Regions from separate parts of the Mus musculus genome. Here all the other regions are linked to region 5. The links are chromatin loops, found by intact Hi-C in ENCODE. Cell type or tissue: left cerebral cortex. All regions are shown on one strand.

What was found. Hi-C counts contacts between places; a loop is a spot of excess contacts. Peaks named below come from ENCODE experiments on the same cell type or tissue, not always from the same donor. Only the 100,000 strongest peaks of a DNase experiment are listed, where the experiment ranks them.
Region 1: it touches region 5 in a loop (2.3-fold over the local background); 6 of 42 quality-filtered maps call a loop at or near these places.
Region 2: a loop joins it to region 5, with 2.7 times the contacts of the local background. A loop is called at or near these places in 4 of 42 quality-filtered maps.
Region 3: it touches region 5 in a loop (6-fold over the local background); 14 of 42 quality-filtered maps call a loop at or near these places.
Region 4: it touches region 5 in a loop (7-fold over the local background); 8 of 42 quality-filtered maps call a loop at or near these places.
Region 6: a loop joins it to region 5, with 4 times the contacts of the local background. A loop is called at or near these places in 2 of 42 quality-filtered maps.
Region 7: it touches region 5 in a loop (10-fold over the local background); 4 of 42 quality-filtered maps call a loop at or near these places.

The regions. Positions count from the first base shown.
Region 1 is chrX:12,675,749-12,679,748 of GRCm38, reverse strand. Med14 (mediator complex subunit 14) reads left to right here. Exons shown (of 31, transcript NM_001048208.1): 31 at 2,098-4,000. The coding sequence ends at 2,171. Among named protein-coding and RNA genes, the nearest start is that of 1810030O07Rik, 4.1 kb to the right of the region's middle. In left cerebral cortex, a CTCF peak has its summit at 2,160 (motif pointing left); DNase peaks (open chromatin) are centred at 1,092 and 2,141.
Region 2 is chrX:12,944,282-12,948,281 of GRCm38, reverse strand. It overlaps the pseudogene Gm14534. Among named protein-coding and RNA genes, the nearest start is that of AA414768, 9.4 kb to the right of the region's middle. In left cerebral cortex, no CTCF peak of the experiment used is centred here; a DNase peak (open chromatin) is centred at 1,515.
Region 3 is chrX:12,917,735-12,921,734 of GRCm38, reverse strand. No RefSeq gene overlaps it. Among named protein-coding and RNA genes, the nearest start is that of AA414768, 17 kb to the left of the region's middle. In left cerebral cortex, a CTCF peak has its summit at 1,971 (motif pointing left); no DNase peak of the experiment used is centred here.
Region 4 is chrX:12,872,294-12,876,293 of GRCm38, reverse strand. No RefSeq gene overlaps it. Among named protein-coding and RNA genes, the nearest start is that of AA414768, 63 kb to the left of the region's middle. In left cerebral cortex, CTCF peaks have their summits at 91 (motif pointing right) and 2,416 (motif pointing right); a DNase peak (open chromatin) is centred at 2,425; H3K4me3 peaks cover 915 bases; H3K27ac peaks cover 1,037 bases.
Region 5 is chrX:13,069,698-13,073,697 of GRCm38, reverse strand. It overlaps Usp9x (ubiquitin specific peptidase 9, X chromosome), which reads right to left and starts at 2,200. Exons shown (of 45, transcript NM_009481.2): 1 at 1,965-2,200. In left cerebral cortex, a CTCF peak has its summit at 2,381 (motif pointing right); DNase peaks (open chromatin) are centred at 1,719, 2,601, 3,026, 3,713 and 2 more places; H3K4me3 peaks cover 3,518 bases; H3K27ac peaks cover 2,673 bases.
Region 6 is chrX:12,858,232-12,862,231 of GRCm38, reverse strand. No RefSeq gene overlaps it. Among named protein-coding and RNA genes, the nearest start is that of AA414768, 77 kb to the left of the region's middle. In left cerebral cortex, a CTCF peak has its summit at 1,824; DNase peaks (open chromatin) are centred at 1,799 and 3,648; H3K4me3 peaks cover 456 bases; H3K27ac peaks cover 778 bases.
Region 7 is chrX:12,759,941-12,763,940 of GRCm38, reverse strand. Med14 (mediator complex subunit 14) reads left to right here and starts at 1,968. Exons shown (of 31, transcript NM_001048208.1): 1 at 1,968-2,474. The coding sequence starts at 2,242. Gm14634 (predicted gene 14634) reads right to left here and starts at 1,663. Exons shown (of 5, transcript NR_045852.1): 1 at 955-1,663. In left cerebral cortex, a CTCF peak has its summit at 2,090; DNase peaks (open chromatin) are centred at 964, 1,793 and 2,392; H3K4me3 peaks cover 3,502 bases; H3K27ac peaks cover 2,639 bases.

The DNA of each region.
Region 1 (4,000 bases), 390 kb after region 5:
TGGCATCGCTGCTTTTTGGGCTTCTTATGTAAGTGTCAGGCGGGTGCAAGTGAGCCTTTACCCTGAACGCACAGTGAAGCTCTGAGACTGGACATTTCCCAGGAAACCAGAGTGTTTCTTGACAGATAAATGAGGTCCCTTCGACAATGGAGTAGCCCACACTTAACTCCTGGCAATGCCAAATTTGGGGGTCTAAATCATGAAGCTCAGCAAAGAGAACTTTGCTTCAGTTTTGCTCATTTCTAATATTTATGAATGTACGCTCATGCCTGATGCTAAGGAAGTCCTCTTTATAGCCTTAGAATAGCTTGCAAACAGAATTAGGAGAAATGAGGACAAAGCTGTTCTCTGAAACATTTTAAAGTATCAGTGTCAAAAGTTTTAGGAATCCTGAGGGGAAAAGGAAGTTTTTAAAAGCTATCTGTTCCCCCATTCCATACCTAGGTAAGGGCTTGCCTCAGTTTCTAAGGAATCCACTGGGCAGTAGAGAACAGTGTGCTTCGTTTGTTAGAATACTTCTGACAACTTTCTGCTTTCATTCTTTAACCTTTCTCTTCAGCTGAGAATAGGCCCTCAGGAATCAAAATTTAAAGCCATCACAATTCTCAAGTTAGCAGTCTAGTAGAACTCGGATGGTAAACATAATTCCTTCATATGGATAACTTTTAAGTATGTCCTATCCACTGGGATTGAAAAATTAAAAGGGAAATGATTTGATCTTACTGTGATCTAGCAAATTTTCTACCTATCAGTGTAAAGTGTCAAAGTGTGTATGCATGTCCCTGTATGCACAGGCATGCATGCACACACATGCGCTTGCACATGTACATGCACACATACGCACCGCAGTTTGTTAAGAATTGGTAAGGTATTATGGGGGTGCTTTCTTTTTTTCTTTTGTTCCTTCTTTGGTTGGACAAACCTTTGGATTTCCTTTGTCCTTTTGTCTGTACCCTCATTTTCCAGTGCTTGGAGCAAAGACTGGCAGTGACTTGCACAGGAACACAGTGTCCTACCCTTTGACAGGCCATAATTCCTATGAGGGCTTCCGTTCACCCCCTATCAGCCATAAGTAGTGTCAAAGCCTGTTCTAACAGGAAGGATCTAGTTTGGCGTGAGGATGAGGAGTATGAGTTGTACCTCCACAATCGAGTTTTTACATCCTTGCCATGAGATATGTCAGCTTCCTTGCCCTTCTCCCACAGTGCAAACATTTTGAGGGAAAATGCTAGCTTGGTTCAGTGGTGTTACACCTGTAATCTCTGCCCCTGGAGGCTGAGGCAGGAGAGTTTTGAGTTCTAAACCAGTTTGGCTTACATAGACCATTCGTTGTCTTATAACAACTACAATGAAAAGAAAAGGGGAAAAATACCTAAGCTTAATAAACCTTTTCTCCTTTGAAAACAGAAACAAAACCTCCTTTATTTTTGTATTTAATTGACTTCAGTCTTAATGTGTAAATTTAGAAGTCAAATATTTCCATGAAGCCAACAATCTCTATGAGCTGTCATAGACTTTCATTGTGCAGTATAACTTCACTAGCCAAATTTAAAATTTAACCTAACTACAATATAAAATGAAAATGTTGAATTTCTTAGCCAAAGTAGTGCTGTGTAGAGCATGGACATTTCTTTTGCTGCAGAACATTGTATTGGTCAGCAGTATTACTATAACTTAGTGGAAGTAGCCTTATCTGGCCTTTCATGCAGAGTTAGCTGGAAGGACATCACGGATGTCATAACTAATGCACTGATATACATTAGAACTATCGTTAGATCAAGAATGCATTAAGTATTCTAGAGTCAGACTGTTCAAGTCTTATCCAATGTGGCACTGCTTCCGTGCACTGAAAGCATCTCTTTCTCTCTGTTTAAACTTGACATGTGCTCCCAGTTTCTTCCTGAGACAAAAACAATGCCCAACCCAAATATAATGTTACACCACACCAGTTCCTACTGCCTAAAATCTGAATAGTTTAAAATACTTAACGTCTTTGATTTCAAATTCGTGACTGATTTTAACCATCCCTTCCCTCACTGGTGTGTTAACGTCTCTCCTCCACTGCGAATAGCTAATGACCATTTTTCTCTGTTGCAGGTGAATGCACAATATTTGCAGCTGTTCGTGATTTAATGGCTAATCTTACACTGCCCCCTGGTGGGCGTCCATAGACACTATTGTTTTTAAACCAGGAAGGCTGACTAATGAAACAAAACAACACACACACACAAAAAGGCTGAATTCAGCCTTCAGTTTTAAAAAGGAAAAGGACTTTTTTTAACCTTAAGAGCTAAATATTCTAAACTGGCAACATTTTCAGGGTGCACTTCATCAAAAAGACCATCAATTTTTTTGTATAGTGAACTTGTATAGTGTGTTTAAATGCGACACATTTCAAACTAGGTAACAGATCAGTGTCCTCGTGCCAGTAATAGATTTAATATTCTGTTTTATACTATAAAATAATGAAAATGCCAAACTTGTTTATTTAATTGTTTTCTTATGTTTTGGGTGTAATGGTCCTTTTTGATTTTTATTTTTATTTTTTAAGGCAGGTCTGTCAGTTTTGAATACTGTAAAACTGTGACAAACTTTATATTGAAGCTGTATTTTAATATGCCCGCTTTGAATCCTTACTCCGAAATGGTTTTGGGAGCTGTTAAACACATCCCAAAGAAGCAATATTTAATAAAACTAGGATCTAAAAGAGACACTTGTGTATGTATAAGCTCTCTAGAGTTCTTAGGGCCTCCCTTCATCTTTAATCTGGTGGGGCCAGTCAGTTTTTTAATTATGTATGTCTGAAATTTGACCAAAAACATTCTTGTTTTAAGGTTAGTTTCTTCAGACATTCCTAACCTGACTGGTGATAGTCTTTAGCACCTCAGTTGTTTTTCAGTATAGGATTTTGCTAAAATGAAAGAGCTTTGTCTTTAAAAAAGAGATCAAGGATCCCAAAGAATACGATTCTCATATGTGAGAAAATGGGAACCTTTTTGCTAGGAAAATGTCATTTTTAAGGTATACTTAAAAATGTATACAGCATTAACTAGGAACAAAAACGTGACTGCTCTAATTTGCATGACGTTTTTCTTTTATCTTATTTAACTTTTTACCTTCCCCAGCCCATTTGGGGTTGTTCTAAACAATCTCAATTTAATCTGTCGTCAGCAAGACAATAGGACGTTTTGCTGGTCACAACCTAGTCCAGTCATTTAAAAAGTCCACAGTGCAGTGCCTGTCCAGTGTTCAGTGGAGTTTCTGGCACTGGTACATCTCAATAGGATTTCTTTTTAAGAGTACTGTACTGTCTCTTGAAGCCAGTCAGGGACTTTTTAAACTTTAATGAATATGGTGTGATTCAAATGTCTTCTGATAACTTGATGTTATTTGGAGGAGTTTTTGTTTTGTTTTGTTTTGTGTGTTTTTTTAAATGATAATATCATGCTGAGTTATCTAGACAATGTATTATCCTTGATGAAATTTTAGATGTTTGTCTGATTACATTTTAAGATGATTGAGCTTCTACAAGTATAACCATGAAATTCTAGTTTTTTAAGTATCTTACTGCAACTGTATCATGTGTTCTCCTCAACTTGGCTTGAGTCTCCCTTGCAGTCAGAGTTGAGGCCTTCTTTGTCTTCTTTGTCTCTTTTCTGCTTTCATCTCCTGCTTTTCACCCAACTCTGCCACTGTTCCAGAGTAGGTGACTAAACTTTGATTCTTCCTTTAGCTTAACCTTTTTCTCCTTCTGTTTCCAGTTCTCTTCACAGTACTAATCACATGGGTTCGGCAATCTAAGATGTCTTGATCAGGAGTCAATCCTTTTCTATTTGGAGCTGAATCCTAGCTTTCATGTAGAAATCTACATGTATATACAAGAAATGTATTTTTATCTGCAGGATGATATTGTTTCAAATAATTTTATTAATAGAATTAACTTTTCAGGTATTTTCTCTTTTAAGTGTGGTTTTAAAATGTTAAATGAATTTTTATACAT
Region 2 (4,000 bases), 130 kb after region 5:
CAGGGAAATCAAGGGGAGGGGAGTTTTTCTGTTCAAAGTAGAGGCTATTCAAAGTGCTCTCGAATCCTCTCTCAGTGAATTTCAGAGGCCAAGAGCGTGGGATGGAGAAGGAAAAGCTGGCTAGGTGGTTTGGGTGGGGCCCTGATCACAGCTCAGGATGTAGTAGGTCTGATTGGTTTGGTGGCTTGGTCTGATCAGTCTCTCTCTCAATCTTCTACTCACCCCTTCCTTCCTTCCTTCCTTCCTTCCTTCCTTCCTTCCTTCCTTCCTTCCTCCCTCCCTCCCTCCCTCCCCCTCCCTCCCTGCCCTCCCTCCCTCCCTCCCTCCCTCCCTCCCTCCCTCCCTCCCTCCCTCCCTCCCTCCCTCCTGCCCTTCCTTCTTTCCTTCCTCCCTACCCCAAAGGCTTGTGGTAGGAGTAGAACAAGGGAACAGTCGGGGCTATGCATTCAGGGCCAGAGAGATGGTTCAGGGAGCAAAGGCACTTACTGCCAAGCCTTAGCCCTCCACTCACTTGGTGGAAAGAGAGAACCAACTCTGTGAGCTTCTGACTTCTGCCTGAGCACCATAGCATTCACACACGCACACACACGCACACACACACACACACACAAAGCTTGCAAACACACACTAAACAAACAAACAATAAACAAATACATGTAAACAATAATCGAAAAGAACACATTGAGAAGGAAGGATGGAGGCCCTGGCTCATGACAACTTCTGAGCTGCAAACATCACAGCAGGGCCCATCCCTTGCCTTGAAGGTCTTGTCCCTCTACTTCAAGTACCAGGTGATGCCCATTTATCTGTGATTCAGACGTTCTATGCTTTAGGACATACACACTGCATTTGGGTGGAATATTTCTCCACATGCTGGGACTCAGAACTGAGATTCTTGCAGCTTATGGTATCTCAATCTAGAAAATTTTGTCTCTGTAGCTGGAGTCACAGTTCTGCACATTGTTAGCCACACTTCTACTTTTGACTCTCTCTCTTGCTCTTATACTTGCTTCAGATACTTAAGAGTCTGCCTTGACAACCCATCTACTTCTGAACGTTTTCTGTGGCTCTGGATCTTGCCTTAGTATTGCCAAGAGCATTCTACAGACAAGTAACTGTTACCCGTTGCCTATTGTCCCCTGGGTGTCTAAGCACTGTCTATGCCTGGACTTGTAGCAGATGTACAAGTGCCCTTAGGGACACTATGTTCACTTCTGTCTGTCTGTTGGTCTGTCTGTCTGTCTATCTATCTGTCTGTCTCTCTCTGTCTCTCTCTGTTTCTCTCTCTCTCTCTCTCTCTCTCTCTCTGTGTGTGTGTGTGTGTGTGTATGTATGTGTATGTATGTATGAATATACATTGGCATGTGTGGAGGCCAGAGATTGTTGTCAGGTATCTTCCTTAATTTCTCTCCACCTTAGTTTTTGACAGGGCCTCTCACTGAACCTGTGGCTCTCAGTTTTCACGAGACTGGCCAGCCAGTGAGTCTCCCAAGATTGCCCCCACACACACACCGCAACGTGGGTGGGTACATGAGATCCAAACTCAAGATTTTGTGCTTACTTGGCAGGCACTTTACCTACTGAGCCAACTCTCCGTCTCCACAGCTCTGATCTTTCTAATCACAGCTGTCAGCTATACTGGACTGCTCTTAACCCAGAAGCTGGGTTTGTGGCCCCACACCCCTGCAGGTGTGCCCACCTCCACAGCATCTGCCTCATTCCAGAGGTGTCAGCTGCAGCTCAAGTGGTCATGCCTTCCAGCCTGCCTACCTTACTACTGCCAACTTGATCATTCTCAGATGGCTTTTTGGACTTAAAAAAAAAAATCAATAGCTTGCTTCAGTATTTTCAAAATATTTTACTAGTAAGGTTGTATATTTAACTACACTGGAGCCAAGAAGAGACTAGGAAAAACACACTTAAAATTCAGAGACGTGGCAGATACTGACATTGGCCCTTTCATAGTCCCTTGGCACTCACTTTCCAGCACAAGACCAATACTTTTACTGCAAGAACCTGTGGCCAGTAGTTTGCACACTTTCCCTTGGCTATGGCCAGCACAAGAAAGAAGGGATGTGCCAAGGAATAAAACTGGGATTCAGCTTAAGATAAATACACTAGCTTCCTGCCTTCAGAGGTGTGTGTGTGTGTGTGTGTCTGTTTTGGATGGGTACACGGTGTCTCTTCCATAGTAGAGCCTCAACTGCCCATAACTACAACATGTTCAGTAACTCATCCCACTTCTCTTCCTTATCTTGCTTGTATATTTGCCAACTCTCCTACCAGTATATCCTGAGATTCCCTCTCTCCTCGTACATCAAATTAATGCTCATTTGCCGGTGGGTCAGACTAAGACATCTCAGGGTTAAGGTAAAAGGTTTCATCTTTTTTTTTTTTTTTGAGAAATACTTTGAGCACTACACGATAATACTTTTTGTTTGTGTGTTTGTTTGTTTGTTTGTTTGTTTGAGGCAGGGTTTCTCTTCGTAGCCGTGGCTATCCTGAAACTTTATAATGTAAACCAGGCTGGCCTCAAACTCACAGAGATCCATCTGCCTCTGCCTCCCAAGCACCACCACTGCCTGGCTTTGATAATACATTTTCAATGCTCTGATATGAGAAAAGCAACCAGCAAAGTTTCCCAGGAACTGTACTCTCTAGACAGGTCACATGAGTTCTACTGGCTTTTGAGATATTTAAAGAGTTTATGAGAGGATTTTTATGGTCAAATCAATTTAGATCACAGAAAACTAAGCAAATTTCCTCACCTTAGTACTACTGTAGGAAGCATGGGACCTTGCAGATTTTCAGATGTCTTCCCATGTTCATCTCATGATCCTTTTGCCTCAGCCTCCCAAGTACTGGGACTGTAGGCCTGCGCCATCATGCCTGACTGGGACATAAAACTTTATATGCAAAAGCTAGTGGGATAATGAAGCAATCAGACCATACATACTCAGTCAGATGCACATGACTTATAACGAATTATATATACAACATACATAGATTCTCTATACCAGCGGTTCTCAACCTTCCTAATGCTACAGCCCTTTAATACACTACTTCATGTTGTGGTGACCCCCAATCTCTGCCTTAGAGAACAAAAGGTTTTTTTTCTACTTCATAACTATGATTTTGCTACTGTTCTGAATCATAATGTAAGTATTTGATATTTAGGATATCTGATATACCAAACCTTAGGGGGTCCTGACCCACATGTTGAAAACCACTGAGTTTGGCTTTGTAGACACTGCTGTTCCCTGTTGCTGCTTGCTGCAGCCACGGTCAACCCCACTGTGTACTTCACAGTGGGGTGATGGTGAGCCCTTGGGCCACGTCTCCTTCAAGCTATTTGCAGACAAAGTTCCAGGGACAGCAGAAAACTTTCCTGCTCTGAGCACTGGAAAGAGTTTGGATATAAGGATTCCTCCTTTTGCAGAATTATTCCAGGTTTCATGAGCCAGGGTGGTGATGGCACACACCATAATGGCACTGGTGGCAGGGCCATCCTGACATCTCCTTGTCCATGGCAAATGCTGGGCCAAACACTAATGGTTCCCAGATTTTTATCTGCACTGCCAAGACTGGATCCCAAGCATGTGGTCTTTAGTGAAAGAAGGCATGAGCATTGTGGAAGCCATGAGCATTTTGGGTCTAGGAACTGCAAGATCACCATTGCCTACTCTGCACAGCTTGACTTGGGGGCATCTTATCCATCAGACCATTCCTTCTGTAGCTCAGGAGAGCGCCCCCACCCCACCTGCTCACAGTACCCTGTAATCTCTGCTCTCACTGAAGTTCTGTGGGTTCCATATTTTCCTCATTCCCCTCCAAGTATAGATGGATTGCAGAGTTCAGTTTATGATTATGAATAAAAACTAAATAAGAAAAAAAAGACTATTGATTTTGAAGAATCATTAAGTAAATGATGTAAGGAGATAAAGTCAATAACTACCCACCATTCAAGATGGAATTACAGACAATACTCTAGTAACCTACT
Region 3 (4,000 bases), 150 kb after region 5:
ACTGAATTATTTCTCCAGCCCCTGGTAAGTCTTAGAAATAGGAACTGAAGATGCTTCGGACTTTGTTCTTCTTTAAATTGTTTCACTTATGCTAGTGACTGCCTTTCCAGTTTAAAATTCACTTGTCTACAAAACAATTCTGACAAGTTTTTGACATCTACAGGTCATTTGGAGGCACTTGCTCTGTTTCTATGTTGAATCTTCCAATTTATATTTCCATTTCTTTACCTGTTTGTCCTATCTTCTTAGTTTCTAAATAGTTTTAGTGTCTAGAGCCTAAAAATGTGTCATTAAATTTTTATCTAGTGATTTCATTTTTAGAGCTATGCAGATGATCTTTTTTAAAAGTTAGGGCTTCTTTAAAACATGGTGGCACATGCCTTTAACCCTAGCACTCCAGAAGCTGAGATGGATAGATCTCTGTGAGTTTGAGGCCAGTCTAGTATACAGAGTGAGTTTCAGGATAGCCACAGCTATATAAATGAGACCCTGTCTCAAAAGATTACAAGAAAAGAAAAAGTCAAATTGCAACTATGCAAGAATCACCCTGCAAACTGTTAGAAATACTGTGGTTGGCCTTGACTGCACATCTTTTTCTTTTTTTTTTTTTTTTTTTTTTTTTGGTTTTTGGTTTTTGAGACAGGGTTTCTCTATATAGCTCTGGCTGTCCTGGAACTCACTTTGTAGACCAGGCTGGCCTCGAACTCAGAAATCCACCTGCCTCTGCCTTCTGAGTGCTGGGATTAAAGGCATGCGCCACCACGCCCGGCTTGACTGCATATCTTGTGGCCTTGCTGAATGCCCTCATTCACGTACTCTAACATTTGTTCTTGTTTGAATTTTTGAAAGTTTCCTTTGTTTTTATTTTATATAAATGGGTATTTTTTTTCTGCATGGAAGGAAAGAACTGACTCTATAGAGTTGTTCCCTGACTGCCCTACTCCACATATTACCTGGCATGACTACACACACACACACACACACACACACACATCATACACACAAAAACACACACTATAATACTAAATTTACCCATCCTTGGCAAAATTGCCATGCATCAACTGAATTCGGTGCAAATCCTCTTGAAAGCACTGAATTTTAGGGATTAAGAAATAATTCTGTTGTTGCCGGGCGTGGTGGCGCACGCCTTTAATCCCAGCACTGGGAAGGCAGAGGCAGGCGGGTTTCTGAGTTCAAGGCCAGCCTGGTCTACAAAGTGAGTTCCAGGACAGCCAGGGCTACACAGAGAAACCCTGTCTCAAAAAAACAAAAACAAAAAACAAAAAAAACAACCTTTTCAGTCAATTTGAGTTCGAATCCCTGGAGCCCAAGTAAAGGCCGGGAGTGAGAACTAGTCCAGCACTCTCACAGCAAGACAGCAGGAGAATAGCTGTCCTCCCCACCAGAAATTCATAGAACAGCTAGCCTAGGGTGCAGGGTAGCAGCAATATGAGCCAGTACTTCAAACAAAGGGTAGGCAAGAACTCACACCCAAGTTGGGCCTCTGACTACCACAGGAGCACTGTGACATATGTGTACCCTAACACACAGTACATGCACATTCATACACACAAATGAATTAACTGATCGAATAAAAAATGACTAGGACCTGGGGCTGGGGAGATGGCTCAGTGGTTAAAACTACTGGTTGTTCTTCCAGAGGACCCACATTCAATTCCCAGCCCCTACATGGCAACTCACAATTGTCTATAACTCCAGTCCTAGAGGATCAGACACCTCTTCTGACAACTGAGGGCGCTATATGCACAGGGGGTACCCCCTCCCCCCACACAGACAAACACACATATACATAAAACAAAAATTAAAATTAAAAAAATGGCTATGAGGCCTGGAGAGATGGCTCAGAGGTTGAGAGCACTGACTGCTTTTCAGGAGGTCTTGAGTTCAATTCCTTGCAACCAAATGGTGGCTCAGAACCTTCTATAATGAGATCTGGCGCCCTCTTCTGGTATGCAGGCATATTTGCAGGCAGAACTACATAATAAATCTTTTTTAAAATGGCTATGATTGGTCAATGGTCTATAAAAGGCAGACTCTCAGAGACATGTTATATACACTGTGACAAATGGAGAGAGAAATAGCGATGAACATGATGTAGCCAACTAAATCCTGTAGACTCTGGAGCTAGAAACCCGTGGAGGTGGGTGTATGCATCCAGTACCCTCTGAAAATTATTTAAAACCTCTCAGTCAGGAATGGAGACAGAAGTATTTTTCTCTGAAGGAATTAATGACTGTCTTTAAGGCATTTGTTATGTAGAGACACACTTTGTTTTTGTCAGAGTAGTTTAAAGCAAAACCCAGACCATGTTGTGGCATCCAAAAAATGCTTCTATAAGCATTTCTACCTAGTAAAGTCATGGAAGTTGTTTTAAGTTCCATCCACGCCCAGCTGCATCTTCAAAACGAATAACTGGGCTCTGTAGCTCTGTGGTCGAGTGTTTGTCTAGCATGTGCAAGGTCTTGGGTTAAATCCCCAATTCTAGAAACAACAAAAGTCTCTTTCTCCTTTTTTCCTTCTTTTCTTTTTTTCCTTCTCTTTTTCTTTCTTTTTCATTTGTTGGGCTGGGACTCAAACTTGAGGCCCAATGCCTGCTAGGCAAGCATTTTGTCACTGAATTCCATTCCCAGCACCAATAATTCCACAGCATCGTCTCACTTTAATCTGTATCCAAAGGTCCTTAACGATAAGAAAGACATACTTAAGACCTAAGCAAGGATCCTACATTCCACTTGGTTACCAGGGCCCTGAAGTTTGTGTTATTCACTAACAGCCTTATCCCCACCTTACTTCCGTGCTATTGACTTATTGAAAATGCAGACTGGCCGGGTGGTGGTGGTGCACGCCTTTAATCCCAGCACTTGGGAGGCAGAGGCAGGCAGATTTCTGAGTTCGAGGCCAGCCTGGTCTACAAAGTGAGTTCCAGGACAGCCAGGGCTACACAGAGAAACCCTGTCTCAAAAAACCAAAACCAAACCAAACCAAAACAAAACAAAACAAAAAAAAAGAAGAAGAAAAGAAAAGGAAAGGAAAAAAAAAAGAAAGAAAATGCAGGCTGATCCTTGACACTGGCTGATTGCTTCTGCAGGCAGTCACTCCACTCATCTGCTCTTTTAGACACAGAAACTTATTGACGCTTTGTTATAGGTGGGATTATTTAATAGGCACTGTAATGTACTTTGGGTCACGCCACAGCAAGAGATGGATAGCGTGTGTGTCATCTCAAGGTACCACGAGCCTGGTTCATTTATTAGAAAGTTTCCAGGCCTGATTTTACTTAATGCTTTCTTTATTCATTAGTGTCCACTAATGAGCATCGCTGAAACCCATTACTTTCATCTTTTCTTTTCTTATATATTTATTTTTACGTGCATTGGTCTTTTGCCTGCCTGTGTGTGTGAAGGTGTTGGATCCCCGGAACTGGAGTTACAGACAGCTGTGAGCCGCCATGTGGGTGCTGGGAATTAAACTGGGGTCCTCTGGAAGAGCAGCCACTGCTCTTAACTGCCAAGCTGTCTCTCCAGCTCTGCATCTTTTGTTTTCTTGCACAGACTTCTCTTTGTAGCTCAGGCTAGCCTAGGATTCATGATCCTACTGCCTCTGCTTCCTGAGTGCTGGGATTGCGGGTGCTGGCTAGCATGAGAAAGTCCCCGGGGCTCATTTATTCTGCATGCACATGAATTATTGACAAATGAAACAATACAAGGCCTAGCATTTGCTGTGAAATGGTGAAGACAGGTAAGCAGGAGTGTGGGACTGGCTCTGGGATAAGAACTGGTGACCCTAGACATTGGCTATTAAAACTCATTATATGACTCCTTTTGTTGTTATATTGCTTTTTTTTTTTAAATATGTGTATGTTTGTGTCTTTGTGAGAGTATGTGCACTTGAGTTCAGGTCCTCTCTGAGGCTGCAGTCCTCAGATGACGCCGGAGCTGCCTGACATAAGTGTTGCAAACCAAACTTAACCATCGCGGAG
Region 4 (4,000 bases), 200 kb after region 5:
ATATATATATATATATATATATATATATATATATATATATATACAGTGTAGCTGTTTTCAGTCACACCAGAAGAGGGCATCAGATCTCGTCACAGATGGTTGTGAGCCACCATGTGGTTGCTGGGATTTGAACTCAGGACCTTTGGAAGAGCAGTCAGTGTTCTTAACCACTGAGCCATCTCTCCAGTCTGGCTCTTTTTCTTTTAAAAACGTTTTTTCAATTTCCGTTTCTTATATTTCAAATGTAGGTTGTTTCATTTTCACCAAAATTATCCATCCTTTTTCTCCTACTCCCCAAGGCAACCATTTTCTCCTCTGGTAATAGATTCTTCTTGTACTTTGCGCACATGAGGGTAGTGTTGCCCTGACCTGTACAGGGACATCTAAATGTACAAAAGAAAATTACTGTTCCCATAAACAGTGCCACACTGCCAGTCCTCGAGCCCCCAATCAAGTTGCATCATCATTTTGACTAAACCAACATGGAACCTTTACATCATTATAATTGTATAAATGTGCTTCACGGTGAGGCTATATAGTACCATTCTCTCTTCCTTTTCCTTAGTTCCCCCTCCCCGTCCCTCCCTCTCTTTCTTCCACTGCTGAGAATAGAAGCCAGGGCTTCATGCAGAAATAAGCCTATACTCACTCCTGAGCTACCTCTCAGCCCTTCTGTGCTCATCCGTTAGTCTTCAGCATCCAGCTTTCCTATCACTGGACCTGCCTGCAGGGCTTGCACCCTGGTGGGCTGTGAGTCTCATCCACTGTCACCCTGGGAGCTCCCATCACCACACTCCTCCTCTTAAGGATCTTTCTTCCTTGCTGGAGCAGCTCTGCTAGCTCTTGAGGACTCAGGGCATGGGAGGTCAAGTTTTTGAGATTGTTTATCTAAACATGTTGTTAATTAGTCCCGTTAATGGGTTCTTGTTACAGGTCCAGAAGTCTCTGTTGGAATTCATTTTTCTTGGCATTTTTAAAATACTGATTTTGTTTTGGATGATGCTCTATGTGTGAGGGAGGAGGTGTACACATGGAATTGGTATTCCGGGCAGATGTGACCCACTGGATGTGGGGGGTGGAAAGCACCCAACCACTGAGCCACCCATCTAGCCAGCATTTATTATAAGGCAAGAACTCTGCTAACTGAACTACATCTCCGGGCCTTCTTTTGTATGTTTTTAATTAATTAATTAATTAAAAATATTTTGAAAGAGGGTCTCATTGTAGAGCTCCAGCTCTCCTGGAACAAACATCTACCTGCTTCTGCCTCCTGAGGGCTGACATTAAAGGCTTGTGCCACCATGGTTGGGTACGGTTTCATATTTGAGAGATTTACTCAACCTTAGCTTTCAATCTGACCGTTGAGTTTTTCATGTATTCTAGTCAGTTCTTTTCTTTTCTTTTCTTTCCTTTCCTTTCCTTTTCTTTCCTTTCCTTTTCTTTCCTTTCCTTTTCTTTTCTTCTCTTTTCTTTTCAAATCTCCAGGGGACTTTTCCTATCCCTTAGGTGGTTTTGTTTTGGTTTGGTTTGGTTCTTGGTTTTTCAAGACAGGGTTTCTCTGTGTAGTGCTGGCTGTCCTGGAACTCACTCTGTGGACCAGGCTGGCCTCAAACTCAGAAATCCGCCTGCCTCTGCCTCCCAAGTGCTGGGATTAAAGGCGTTAGTCACCACCACCCGGCTCCCTTAGGTGTTTTTATGTGGTTGCAATATCATCTCCTATTTCTCAGAAAATATTAACTGTTGAAGTGGCTACATCTCTCAATGGATTCTTTTTCTTCCAAATGATTTTATAGTCAATGTTTTATGTTCTGTCTTGATGTAGTGGGTTTCCTGGGGTATATACTAGTTCCAGGTTATAAGATTAGAACCTAAGGACAGGATTAGAAGAGAGTCTGATGAGGGTTGTTTGGTATGACGTTTGCTGAAACCCAGTTTAGACCACTATTCTGGTGTCTAAAGCTGTCAGTGCCTGAGAAATGCAGCTTTCTGGCATGCTGATGACAGGTGATATCTTCCATTGAAGGTGACCGGACGATGAGGGCTGAGGGTCATTTCACCCTCAATTACTCCTCATTCTTGATGTAGAATCCCTCGTTCAGCAATGCTTAATATGCCCCAGTCAAGTGACAACACCCTTTAAACACATCCCCGCGCGCGCGCGCGCGCGCACACACACACACACACACACACACACACACAGGCGCACACACAGATTGTTCGGCATGCGGCAGGGGTCGGGGGAGCCGTTACATCTCTGAGGCTGGGAATCTATGGCTCCTGACACACACACTGTCAATAATTACTGTTTTGTCTTCTGGCTCTAATCCACCCTTTTCTGTCTGGCTTTGTGCTGGCTGGGCGGAGTCTGCTAGCCGCATTGATTTTGCTGGCTGGTCCTTGCTAGACTTCACCCGTAGAGGGCAGTAGAGGGAAGCAGCGGCTAGCAAAGGAAGAGGGACCAGCTTCCCACTCCAGCCTGCCGCAGCCCAGCCTGGCTTAAACGCTCCAGCAGCTGCGTTTCCCTGCAGCAAGGCAGGTCTGCAGTGCTTGAGCTACCTTATCACACCCTCATCCCAGGGACACTTGAACCTGTGCGTGCAGCAACGCCCTGCTTTGGGGGCGTGGGGGTGGGTCCTACGTTCCAGTCCTTTGGGACCCTTCTCTGACATACTTATTTTTTTTGTTGTTTGCTTTTTAATAATTCCACTCTCTTCTTTGTTTCCCCAGCCTTGAGGATTATCACTGCCTCCTGTGGTTACTGTCTCCATGATACCTTCTTTCTCAGAGTTCTCTTTGTGTGCTTTCAATGCCTACCGAACAACTTCCTAATTAGTCAACTCGTTGATGCAATACATTAGTCAGTACATTAAATCCCTTCTGTTCAGCCTAGGGGTGTCGCTCAGCAGCACCTGCTGAGTATGTGCTATTGCGGTCCTGGTTCTCTGTGCAGCAGCGTCCTGTTTACACTGCTTCTATCTCCAAACCGGATTCACACTGACCCAACTGTTTTCAATATGGCTTCTTATTTTCCAGCTTCACCTACACCCCAGTTTCATAAGCTAGAGTTGGGCCCCCCATCCAAATCCAGAGTCTTTCTGAAGCTTAACAAAAGGTCAGTTTGCTTCTTGGATTCAGCCCCTGCGGTCCATTTCCCTATGTGTTTTGCATCTTCACCCCCAAAGTTCTGCTGCTGTTACTCTCCCAATCTATTTGGCCCTTTGGGTTTTGCTTTTTTTAAAAAAAAAAATTAGTTTACTGTCAGCATAATGAAGTCTGATGGAGAGGACCTAGTGTTACCATTATTATTTTCTTTTTATTAAAAGCATACAGGCATGACGGTAATTCTCTAATTCCAGCACAAAGGAGCCAGGGGCGGCGGGATTACTGCAAGTTTTTAGGACAGTCTGCTACATAGTGAGTTCAAGGCTATCTAACCACTACCACATAGTGAGACCATGTCTCAAAAGTAAATAGAAATAAAATAGGGGACGGGAGACGATTTACCAGGCAAGAGTATGCTGCTCTTGGCTCTCAGTACCTATGTCCAGCTCAGTCACCTGCCCCCCACGTGTGTACACATGCTCAGCATGTACACACAAATAAAAACAAACCTTGAAAATTATAAAAAGGGGGCTGGTGAGATGGTTCAGTGGGTAAGAGCACCCGACTGCTCTTCCGAAGGTCCGAAGTTCAAATCCCAGCAACCACATGGTGGCTCACAACCACCCGTAATGAGATCTGACGCCCTCTTCTGGTGCGTCTGAAGACAGCTACAGTGTACTAACATATAATAAATAAATAAATAAAATAAATAAATAAATAAATCTTTAAAAATAAAAAGAAAATTATAAAAATACATCTGAGAAAGCCAAGTGTGGTGCATACCTGTAACCCCAAGGCTTGCAAGGCACAATCAGCAAGATCTTGAGTTTGAGGACCGCCTGAGCTACTCAGCAAGACCCTGTCTGAAACAAAGAAATGAAGAAATAAGCGGCCAGAG
Region 5 (4,000 bases):
TATTTTTAATTAAGCTCAAGTGTCAAACCTAGTCATGGTTAACCAATCCTTATAATAAATGAAGCGAATGAGCTCTTTTATTACTGGCTACAGAGTTCCCACGTAAGTACACCCAAAATAATTCTTCATAAGTCAAATTATACAAAAAAAGAGAGATGCAAGGCTGGTGGGTTTTAAGGTTAAAAAAAAATTATTTCGAGTGCCTCTCCTACTAACAGAAACAAAAATATTACCAAAACCCCACAATTCCTTCATTTACAATCAACGACCCTCTGTGGCAATTACACACACCTGTAAACTGTGGCTGTGAAAATTCAATTAACGGTGTTAACTACAGAACTTTCAAAATAATTTAAGCACGTCGTATCTAAAAATCTTATCTTCCAGTCTCTGAAGAAATCCAAACAGAAACAAAACCCCCAGCTTCGCACCTGTTTAACTTAAATATTTCACAATGAATGAAAAACAAGCCATTTATCAAGCCTGCAGCCTCACATCACCAGCATCTCAAGGTTTTATCAGTTACAAACTTGCACATACTAGTATTTCCTTTCTTCGTCTTCGTTTTTTCCTCCTCCTTCAGGAACAGCTAAAAATACAAAGGTGGTCGGTCTACTGTCGCTTGGAAGCGATTTCGGCATCAAAACATCCTTCCGGGCCTTTGGCCCACCGTGAGCAGCCGGAGGGGGCGAGGGAGGTGTGGGGGAGCGATAACCGGCTCGGCCTTCTCAGGGCACTGGGCCGCTGAGCGACTGCGGGTTATCGCGGGAGGGCGGCGAGGAGGCCAACTCGTCCGCGGGCCTGATAGCCAGGCGTCGCCGGGGCCTAGCGCTCCCGCTCCAAATCACTCCACCTCAGTAATGGCGTTCGGTGTCAAGTGGAACAGGCCGAGGGCGTCCGCCGCCGGGTTAAGGGGCGCGCGAACCAACCGTCCCCGCCCCCGCCCGCGCCGTGCCCGCGCCCCCGCGCGCTCCCGACCGACCTCCCGCGCGGGTGGAGGGGCGGCACGGCGCGCCGGAGTCTCCATCCTCCTCCTTCTCCTCCTCCTCCTCCTCTCCACTCCCGTCAGGCAGGGAAGGGGGAGGAAGGGGGAGGGCCGGAGCCGTCAGCCATTTTCCCTGCCAGTCCAAAACACACACGCACACACAGCGCCACGCTCACTCACGGACACGGACACACGCTCGCGGGACGCCGGCCGCGCGCACCACGGAGGCTCGCGCGCGCCCGCGACGGCCGGGGCTCGGGGCGACCCCCAACCCCGGCAGCCAGGCCCCCAAGGGAGGACCGCTTACGCACACACACCCCCTCGCGCCGTCCTCCCCAGCCCTCCAGCCAGCCGGAGGCCCTGGGCGCCGCCGGGCTCGGTACTCACCAAACACAACCCGGGAGTCTCCTACGAAGCGGGCCACGCGGAGGCGGGAGACGAGATGCAAAAGCTCGATCCCGGGACCGGGCCTAACCTGGGAGCATCCCAAGCCGGGGGCTGGCGAGGGACAAAAATATGAGAGGCTGCGGATGGCGGGCGGGCTCGCGACGCGCGACGCGTACCGACCAGGGGTCTGGCCCTCACCCTGGCCGCCCTAGGGCAGCGGTGACCACGGCCGCCGCCTCCCTCTCGGCCGGCCGCAGCCCTCTTCCCCCTTCTCCCCTCAGGCTCGGGCGCTGAGCTCAGACAAGCTCCGGGCGGTGCGTTTCTCCTGCGTCACCTCCTCCTGCTCCTCCTCCTGCAGCGGCAGTTTCACCTTCCCCTAGTCGCCGCCTCTGTCCCCCCACTCCAGGCCTGCTCGCTTAGCTACCGCTCCTGTCCTCACTCCCGTCACCCACCCCAAGCCCTGGGGCGGTAAAGGCGGCCGCCTCCCTGGAGGGCGAGGCGGCGGCGGCCGACTCCCGCGAGGCCTGGGAGCCGGTGCAGGCAGGGAGGGGGTTCGCTGGGACAGGGAGGAGGGCCCCAATGGGCCGTTTACCGAGAGCTTGCGGCTCCGCCACCGGCGGACTCTAGCTTCCGCAGCCTTGGGTACCACAGCCTCGTCAATATGGCGAACCCAACAAATCAAGAAAGAAAAGAAAAGACAGAAAGAAAAAGAAAGAAAACCCGCACGGCCGGTGGTGGTGGCGGTGGCGGTGGCAGTGTCGGAGGCGGCGGCGACGGCGGCAGCAACAGCAGCGGCAGCGCAGACTCCCACTAGTCTCAGCACCGCCCAAGGCTCAGCGCTTCTCCGCCCCCATCAGGGCCCTCCCCCTCCAAGCCCCGCCCTCAGCGCCCGGCCCGGCCCCTCCCCTTGCCCAGCCCCCCTCTGGGCCAGCTGCCCCCTCTCCCTGTCCACCTCAGGCTGTTGAGGGAAAGAAAGGAAGAGCGCTGTGGGCCACTAGGGGGCCCAGACAAGGCCCCGTCGCCTGGAACACTGCGAGCTGGGTGGGGGAGGGGAAGACAATGCTAGGGAAAGATCGTACCATCGCTTCCGGACGGCCACTGCAGGGGGTCATGCGAGGGAGCCAGAGACCCTTACAAACCGTAGGGGACCGAACCGAGAGCTGACGAAGGACTCGGACCACTCCAAAGAGGAGGGTGGAGTGGGGGGAAGGGAGAGATCCGGCATGCGGCCTGGGCAAAGGGACTGACTGTCGGGAATGGCAGGGATGTGGACAGGAAAGGGTTAATAAGCACGCAAGCTGCAGCCGCGTCGCTAGTTTGACTAGGGCTGCTTGTTTTTGTTCCATTGTGAACCATGGCCCCACCATCCAGTGCCCGGATGGTGACGTCACCGGCCTCCCCCTTTTCCGGGATGGTTCGGAGGATTGGTTGGGGAGTGGGGGGGGGGGGTGACGGAAAGACTAGATTCCTGGGTCCCGGTGCTAGGCGTTTGCACCCGCCTTGCTTGAGGGTCTCGACTGCGCAGCTGACCCATGTCACGTGACACGAGGATAGGACAAGCCACAGAGCAGTGGTGCCAGGTCCTGAGGGTTTGGCCACCTGCACCCAGCCGATAGGGGGAAGGTGTGGCTTGAACTCCAGAGCGGGGTCGCGGGGGGTGGGGGGAGCTGCTTCCCACTCCACTTTGAGGGAGGCGCTTTAAGCAGCTCATTCACACGATCCTGCAGCATCAGTACCTAAAAGCATTTCGTCAGTCTTAAAGGCATAGTGACTGGGACTGAGAACATTTTGGACACCGGAATCCTTACAACAGTAAAGACAAAAAATTATACACCGTCCTAGACACCTTAGCTACTCAGTAATACTAAATGTAGCAAAATGAACTTCTATTGCCATATCATCAACACCATTCAGTGTGAGAACCTGGGAGGGACTTATGAACCCATCCGCTATGTCAGGGACTATTTTCTGCATATTGAGACTCCGAACTATAAGCTGCGGAGGAAGAACTTAACAGAGCAATCTCAAACGTTGTAGGTTTGAAACGATTCTATAATTTACCTAAAATTCACAAATGAAGAGAAAATGAATACAATTACTGATCGATATTTCATTTTGACTTAAAAATGCCTGTTGGCAGCAAATCTTTAAAAATCATTATAAAATACTATAAAGTTAATTACATTTCATATAGAATAGATGAACTTATGCTATAAGCAGTCATTTCTTTAAAAAATTTTTTTCTATTTATTTCATGTATGTGAGTACACTGTACCTGTCTTCAGACACAGCAGAAGAAGAAATTGGAACCCATTACAGATGGCTGTGAGCCACGGTGTGGTTGCTGGGGATTGAACTCAGGAGCTTTGGAAGAGCAATCAGTGCTCTTAACCGCTGAGCCATCTCTCCAGCCCAACACAGTCATTTCTAATAAAGGAATATTAAATGGAATCCCAAAGAATTTAGGGGACAGCATGTTGCCGGTGTAATTTTTTGAAACCATTTCTCTATACAGCACAAGACTGTTTTCACCACAAAACTAATAGCTTACCCTAAACACATTATTTATAGTCCTTATAACTCTTACCACATGCAATCTTATTTATATAATTACTTCCGTGCATGCTT
Region 6 (4,000 bases), 210 kb after region 5:
AACGCCAGCACCTTTTCGTGTGGGATTCCTTAGCCTTGAGGACCATGAGAAGTCAAATTCTTGCTTTCTATTGTTTCTGTGATAAATTGCCCAGACTATAGTATACTACTGTGGCAACATAGCGAACAAAGGCAGGTGGGTGTCTGCTTGGGAGCTGTAAGTACCTAGTTAGAAATCTGCAGATTTTTCTGCATAGTGGCCCATGCCTTTGATTCCAGCACTCAAGAGGCAGAGACTGAGTTTGAGGCTAGCCTGGTCTACATAGTGAGTTCTAGGACAGCCAGGGCTACACAGAGAGAGTCTATCTTAGGAAAAAAAACAAGAAAACAAGCAAGAAAGCGATTGAGTAAATGAATTTTCAGATTTGAAGGTCACTGAGGGTGACCTCTTCATTCCTAACCAGCTTCAGGGACCTGTGTTTCTCTTTCAGGCTTCCTGTGTTCCCTGTAATACACTCATTTTTTTTTAAAGATCTATTTATTTTATGTATATGAGTATATTGTCACTGTTTTCAGACACACCAAAAAGGGCATCAGATTCTATTACAGATGGTTGTGAGCCACTATGTGGTTGCTGGGAATTGAACTCGGGACCTCTGGAAGCAGCCAGTGTTCTTAACTGCTGAGCCATCTCTCCAACCTTTGGTTTGGTTTTGTTTGTTCGTTTGTTTGTTTTGTTTTTCTTTTGTAGACAGGGTTCCTCTGTGTATCACAGGCTCTCCTGGAACTCTCTATGTAGACCAGCCTGGCAGAGATCTGCCTGCCTTTGCCTCCCAAGTGCTGGGATTAAAGGCATGGGCAAACATCTCCCAGCCTCTGTTAATGATTTTTTATTTGTGTGTGTGTGTGTGTTCAGGTGTGCACACATGTGTGTGTACATGTACACATGTGCTTGTTACACATGCATCTGTCATGGGAGACGGGAGAGTGTTCTCATACTCGCACATGTGAGTAGAGGATAGGGCTTTGTGTTAGATCTCTTCCTCTATTCTTCTCATCTTATTTTTATAGAAATGGCCCATCAAACTTAAGGTTGCCACTTTGGCTAGACTGGCTGGCCAGCCAGCCCCCAGGATCTGCCAGTCTCTGCTCCTCACCACAGGGGTTACATGTGTGCACCTCCTATTCCAGTTTTCATGCAGGTTCTGGGAATCTGAACTCAGGTCCTCAATGCTTGTGTGACAAACACTTTCTCCAATGAGCCATCTCTGCAGCCCCAAGATTTAAAACACCTTAACATAGAGACAGCCTGGCTTTGTTGAGGCCCATGAAGGGAAGCCCATTTCTTCCTGGTAAAGTATTACTATTTTAACAGGTTTCATTAGGTTCTTATTTTTTTCTTTCTATGATCCCTTTTAACTTACTCTGTTACATGACTTTTGGTTAAAAGAATGGGGTGTGAGTCATATGTCTAGCCCTGGATACAGATATGAAATTCTGAGCTGCCAGGAAGATTACTGTCCAGCAGGAACAAAAGCACTTTGTCCCTTCTCTTAAGAGTTAATCTAAATGGGGCTGTCAATCACCTGGACAGGAATCTGCCTTGCAGGAAATCTGTTTCAGAAACTTTCAAATAACTTAAAACCTGACTACCAACATATGAGACCAAACCATGAGCTCTCTGGCCATGGTCCTTTCCCACTGTGAAAGTGTCTTCCTTCACAATGGTCCCTTTTAGGAAGTGCCCACCACTGCCTTTGCGCGTGCCTCCTGCCGTTCTGTGAAAACCTTTGCCGTCTAGCCATAGATATAGAATAGAGGGACTGGGAAGACCAGAAGGAGGCCAGAGCAGATTCCCAAACAGGAAGTGTTATGGATACCTCTGGCCACTGGATGGAGTAGAGTTGCAGGGTCAGAGTATGGTAGGCCGGAGCCCAGGAACACAGTCCTGTCTACAGAAACCTGACTCCAGCATAGCGGCATAACAACCATCCCAGTTCAGCCTAGGTGCTAGGAAGGAATGCAGGTTTGGAAACCTGTTTTTTCCTGACTCCCTTCTATGACTTTGTGATCTCTCCTGCACTGGGCCTCACTTTGGTGGCTTGTTTTTGCCTCAAGTTGTGCTTCCTTTCTTGTTTTAATTTTCAAGACAGGGTTTCTCTGTGTATCCCTGCTTTCTAGAACTCAATCTATAGACCCATCTTTGCCTCCTAAGTGCTGGGATCAAAGGCATGTGCTACCACCGCCTAGCTACTGCTGCTTTCTTTAAGATTCGTTTCATTATTTTAATTGTGTGGATGGGTGTGTTGGTTTGTGTCTGCAAAAGTCCAAAGAGAGCATCAGATGCCTTGGAGCTGGAGTTATAGGCAGTTGTGAGCCACCCAACATGGTACCCAAACTCAGGTCCTCTGTAAGAGCCATATATGATCTCAATGCTGAGCTGTCTTTCTAGCCCTGCCTTGAGTTCTAATAGCCCGTATTATAAGCATCCTTAGCAAGACCCACCCTTCTCTTTCTTTGTTTTCCTATCAGCCCAGTAGTCTACTGGGCAGTTAGTCTTTTCACTTGATTTTCTACAGAAAAATCTGCCTTTGTGTATCCAATAAAGAGTGTTAAATTAACACCATGGGGCCAGCCAGGTATGCTCCTCCCCACAGTGACCTGGCAACAGCCATGTAGGCCTGGTCCACTATTAAAAGGGCTGCTTGCCCCCTCCTCCCTCTCTTGTTCTCTTGGTCTCTTTCCTTCTTGCTCCTGCTCTGTCTCCTCGACCCTTCCCCACCCCCACCACCACCATGTGCTCATGGCCTGCCTCTCCTCCTCTCCTCTCCTCTCTCTACCTTTCTCTGCCTCTACTACCTTCTTAACTCCCCTCCCCATGCCCTGAATAAACTCTATTCTATTCTATTCTATACTGTTCTGTGGCTGGTCCCTCAAAGGGAAGGCATGCCTCAGCATGGGCCTGCTGAGACATTCCCTTCCCCCACACCTCACCACACATCCAAAGAACATAATCTCTTCTCTCTTTATCTTTTTATTAACACATCACAGTTGACCTGGTTCAATGCCCAGCACCTACATGGCAGCTTAATTCTAGTTCCAGGAGATCCAATGCCCTCTTCTGTCCTCCACAGGCACCAGCCACACATGTGCATGGGCATACATGCAGGCAAAACACCCAAACACATATTAAATAAATATAAGTAATTGCCAGGTATTTGGTTGTTTTTTTTAAAATTACACAGTGTGTACATGTGCTTGTTCAAAGACAGTTGTTATGCATTGTACCAGCTTTGTGGGAAAACCCGCATCCATTCTCCTCACACAGCTGGTATCTGAAGGCAGAGAACAAGGGTCATCTATGTACTATACACTTACCGACTCACTGTTTTATCAGAGGATGTTAAGTAATTACAGATTTCAGCATAGACTCAAAGATTCTCTTCATCTGGGAACTTCTCTTATCACTTGTATTCAAAGGTTAAATATAGAAGAAGGAATAAAAAAAAAAGACTCCAGACATTATGTAGTCACTGTCTGGAACTGGCAGGCATTATATTTCAACAGGATATTATCACTAAGGCGAAGAGAAATGATTCTTACTGGGTAGGAAATGATTGCACAGAGCAGTGTTGTTCAAGCAATCAGAGATCACGTCATGTGGTGAATGAAGGGTTTGCAATTCTATTGTTCATTTAAAATGGGCTGCTGGGAGAAAAAAGGCTGAAAAGAGCTTAGGGAGCAATGTCACACAGCTCCCCACCCCACCCCCACCCTGCTCTCCGCCCAGAAAATTCTGGAGTTCTAAAGTACCTGCTCTGACATCAGCCATCAGCAACCTTGGCTCTTTGAATTCCTTGCGTTTAGCTTGCACTCCCACCCGGTTCCCGTGTGGCGTTCATAGGGAACTGAAAGGGACCACGGGGTGTCTTTCCAAAGGTTTGTTAGGAAATCTGTCTTAGTTTCAGAACAGATTTTCTTCAGTTCTCTCACTGACTTCTGTTCTCAAGCAGGCCACTTGAGCGCATGTCACCCTTAGGAAATGAGCGTTTGCTACGGGA
Region 7 (4,000 bases), 310 kb after region 5:
AAAAAAAATGTGTGTGTCTCATCATGTACAGTGTCCTAGCATTCAGGAGTGAGGCAGGGGGGATTTAGCTTACAGTCAGTCTGAGTTATACTGTGAGACTGTAGACATGTCTATTATATATCATACACAATGAAATGTCACCTGCAACAACATGTATGGATCAAGAGGACATTACATATTGTCAAATAAGACAGGCACACAAAGCCAGTATCTCTTCTCACTTCAAGTGGAATCTTAACAAGTCCAATTCACTAAAGCAACAGTAAATAATTTTTATCAGATGCTGAGGGCAGAGAAAAGGGAAATGTTGCTCAAAAGATACAATGTTTCAGTTAGGCAGCAATATGTTACATAGCGATGTTAGTTAATATCCCAGATATAGAATAACATCTCCTACAGATAAGAGTGAATTTTAGTTGGACATGAGGTGCACACCAATAATCCCAAATACTTAGGAGACTGAGGGAGGGGATCACAAGTTATCATTCTAATTTACATAGCAAGTCCCAGGTGAGCCTATGTCATTTAAGGAGAACCCAACTCAATAAAAAATAGCTGGGGATATAAAGGCAGAATGTTTGCCTACTATAGGCAAGGATTTGGTTGGATTCAATCCTTAGTCCTGCAAAAGGCAATGTTGTGGCAGGAGGTGGTGGTATATTCTAGCTGTCACCACAAAGAATAAAGTATGAGAGGTGATCAAAGTCAATGAGTCCGATTTGTTCATTCGGGAGTGTATTCATGCACTGTACCCCATAAACATATGCAATTTAACACTGTACCCCATAAATACATGATTTATCAATCTGAAAAATGGATGAGGTAGTGGAGGAGCTTGTGATCCCAATTACTTTGAGCTCAAGAGCTAAAAAATGCCAGCCCCGACAACACAGTGAGACCAAGAATCAAGAGCACTGCAATTGTACAAGTGGAGAACAAAGAGAATTGTCTAACCTTACGATCAGCATGAGCATCTGTTACACCTGCGAGAGATGAAGCTGCAAAACGATGTTTAGGTAGGGTCACAAAAATAGACGCTTTTAACAGTTAATTTTTCCGTGACTTGTGCGTGAGAATAGCTAGGTTACTAAACAAAAAACAAAAATAAACGCACACAAAAAAACTTTCGAAGCCCAGACATCACGAAAGACCAATTGCTTCCGAATCTATGGAGGTGGAGGGAACCCACAGACATGTTTAAAGGCTTGCAGTTCGTTTCAAACAGAAGCCAAGATTAGAAAACAGACAAAACATGTGGATTTTGGGAGAAAGAGGCTGTAGTTGGAAAGATGAAAACCCAGGCAGGATAGGGCGGCTACTGCAAGGGCAGGGACAAAAGCCAAGAACACCAGCAAAGGATTTAAGGACTACATGTGTTTCAATGTTGGGCTTTGGGTGACAGCAAAGGCGCGGCACACAGGAGACTGCATTCAAATGACGTTATTGTGTCGTTGCTCTTGTCCCACAATTGACAAAAAAAAAAAAGGAAAAAGGAAAAAAAGAGACTGTAACGTTTTCTCCCACGCGTCGCGCCAGGGTCGCCTATGGGCGGAGCGTGCGTTGGACAGTCACAGCGCGCGGTCGCCGCAGGCCGCCTTTTTGGGGCCCCGAGAGGAGAGACGGGTGGTTTCTCCGCCAACCCTTCTCCGTTCACCGTCCCGCTGCGGTCGCCTAGGCGGGGAAAAAGAGCGCTTAGGGACCACTGACGTTACTGTGACGCGGCCGCTGGACTGGCGGCGCGGCTTCCGGCGCCTTGCGCCCACCCCCCTTTCCGCTTTCCCGCCCACGCACCTCCTGGCTCCGCCCCTCTCCCACGCACCCCCTCCTCCTGTCCCCCAGAACAGCACAGCGCGGGGAACGGTCGCAGGTTGCCTTTGGAAAGGGCCTCCCGCGGGTTCCCCTTCCGTTCTGCCTGGCGACTTCCGCTCTCGGCCCAGCAACATGGACGCTATAACCCGCCGGCCGGGCGGCCGCTGAGCAGTCGCGGAAGCTTCCCCACTTGAGTGGCGGCCGGCCCGCCTCTCTGCCCTCCCGCCCCACGCTCGCCTCCCTGCGGCCGGCCGGCCCGGCCCTACATGGGGGCGGGCCTCCGCAGCTTGGGCTCGGCTTCCTGTTCAGAGGCGGCCTGGCGCTAGGCGGCGGCCACTCTGCCCGCGCCCGCCTCGGTGCGGTCACCGAGCCCGGGAGGAGGCTCCAGGGCCGCATCTCAGGCGGTTGCCCCGAGCCGGGCTGTACGCCGCCATGGCCCCAGTGCAGCTGGACAACCACCAGCTGATCCCTCCTGGCGGCGGCGGTGGCAGCAGCGGCGGCGGAGGCAGCAGCAGCGGCTCCGCGTCTGCCCCGGCTCCCCCGCCGCCCGCAGCCGCTGTGGCGGCGGCAGCTGCGGCGGCAGCTAGCCCTGGATACCGGCTTAGCACGCTCATCGAATTTCTGCTCCACCGGGCCTACTCGGAGCTTATGGTGTTGACGGACTTGTAAGTGCTGCGAACCCATGCCTGCTTCCCGGCTCCTCACTTGCCCTTCCCGCCTTCAAGAGAGGCTTATGCTTGCCATTTACTGAGCTAGGCTGCTGAGCGTAGAATTTGGAAATTCATGGGGTTTAGGTTCTGGGGACAGGGAGGAGGTAACTATTGGGGATCTGGTTGACGATGAAAGCACGGAGACTGGTTAGTTTCGCATGTTAACACTTGCGCTGAAGATTGTCTTTGGGATTTTTGTCTTGAGTTCCCAACAGAAGTGTATTAATTTCTATGTGGAATATTTTCTAAAAACCTAAGTCGAAGAGTAAGCATTGAGGACTACGTAGAATTCGAACTGAACGGGATTTTCAACGAAGGGAAATGTTTTACATCTTTTTTGACAATGTTTTAAATGAAGGTTGCAATTGTTTCTCTTAAAATGCCGGAGGTCGATTCTGTGTAAAACAATTACATTATAAATTCTGATTCTTTCTGCAACATTTGAAAGCGTGTTAAGTCTTTATGGATGTAGTGAAAGTAGAATACTTTTTTTCTAATGAGCCTCCGGGTTTCAGTCTAGTTACCTATGAAATGCCTTGGGGCGTGATTAGGGTGTTAATACCTTCAGAGTACAAGCCGACTACACGGATGGTTCACTATGTGAATAAAAGGTACTAGGAAAATTTGAAACTCTTTAGCATCTTCTACCTGAGGTCCATAAAAGTTTTCTTTTTACCTATTGTTAGGCTCCCTCAGGTTTCCAGGGAAATACGTTAGTATGTAGACGCTAGGATGTATCTTGCAATACTTTGTTACTGGAGAATTACATTGTACATGACTAAAAGAATTAGGGCGGGCTTCACTTACTCTTGTAAAACATTCCCTTTCAGTTTTGATGTACAATATTTTATTGAATGAGACAAAGCTTAACCTTATCAAAAGTGGTGGCGGTATTACTATTCTCCTTACTATTGAGACGGGGTCTTCCTGTGTAATCGGGCTGGTCGCTAACCTTCAGTTCTGGCTCAGCCGCTTTAGTGTTGGGATTACAAGTATGAGCCACTACACCTGGCTGAGATTTTTTTTTTTTAACACACGATTTCCTCATCTAGTAAGAGCTAGGATTACAGGTGTGTGTACGTCCCTCACCCCGTATGGCTTCTGACTGAGTGATCTGTCAAGCTTAGTTCTTGTAGTAATGTACGTATATTGCATGTGTTCATAAGAATTCAAGACAGTTTAATATATGTCCTGTGCGTAGCTGTGGTAAAAAGACTGATCATGGATCATGTGATTGGTTTTCTGTAAAGAATTTGTAAAAATGTATTGAATTGTGTTCTATTTTTAATTTTAGGATTTAGTTTATGGAGAGAGATCTGTTTTATTGATATAGAATAATCTATGTTTAGTCCCCCCCCCCCATCATTTGTATGACTCCTAAACATATCTCAAGCACAGCCCTCAGCTGAATTCCACATTCTGTGTCCAGATCCTTACAGCTCAATATCTAACCCAGAAGCTGTGTTCAGTGAAAAATAAGA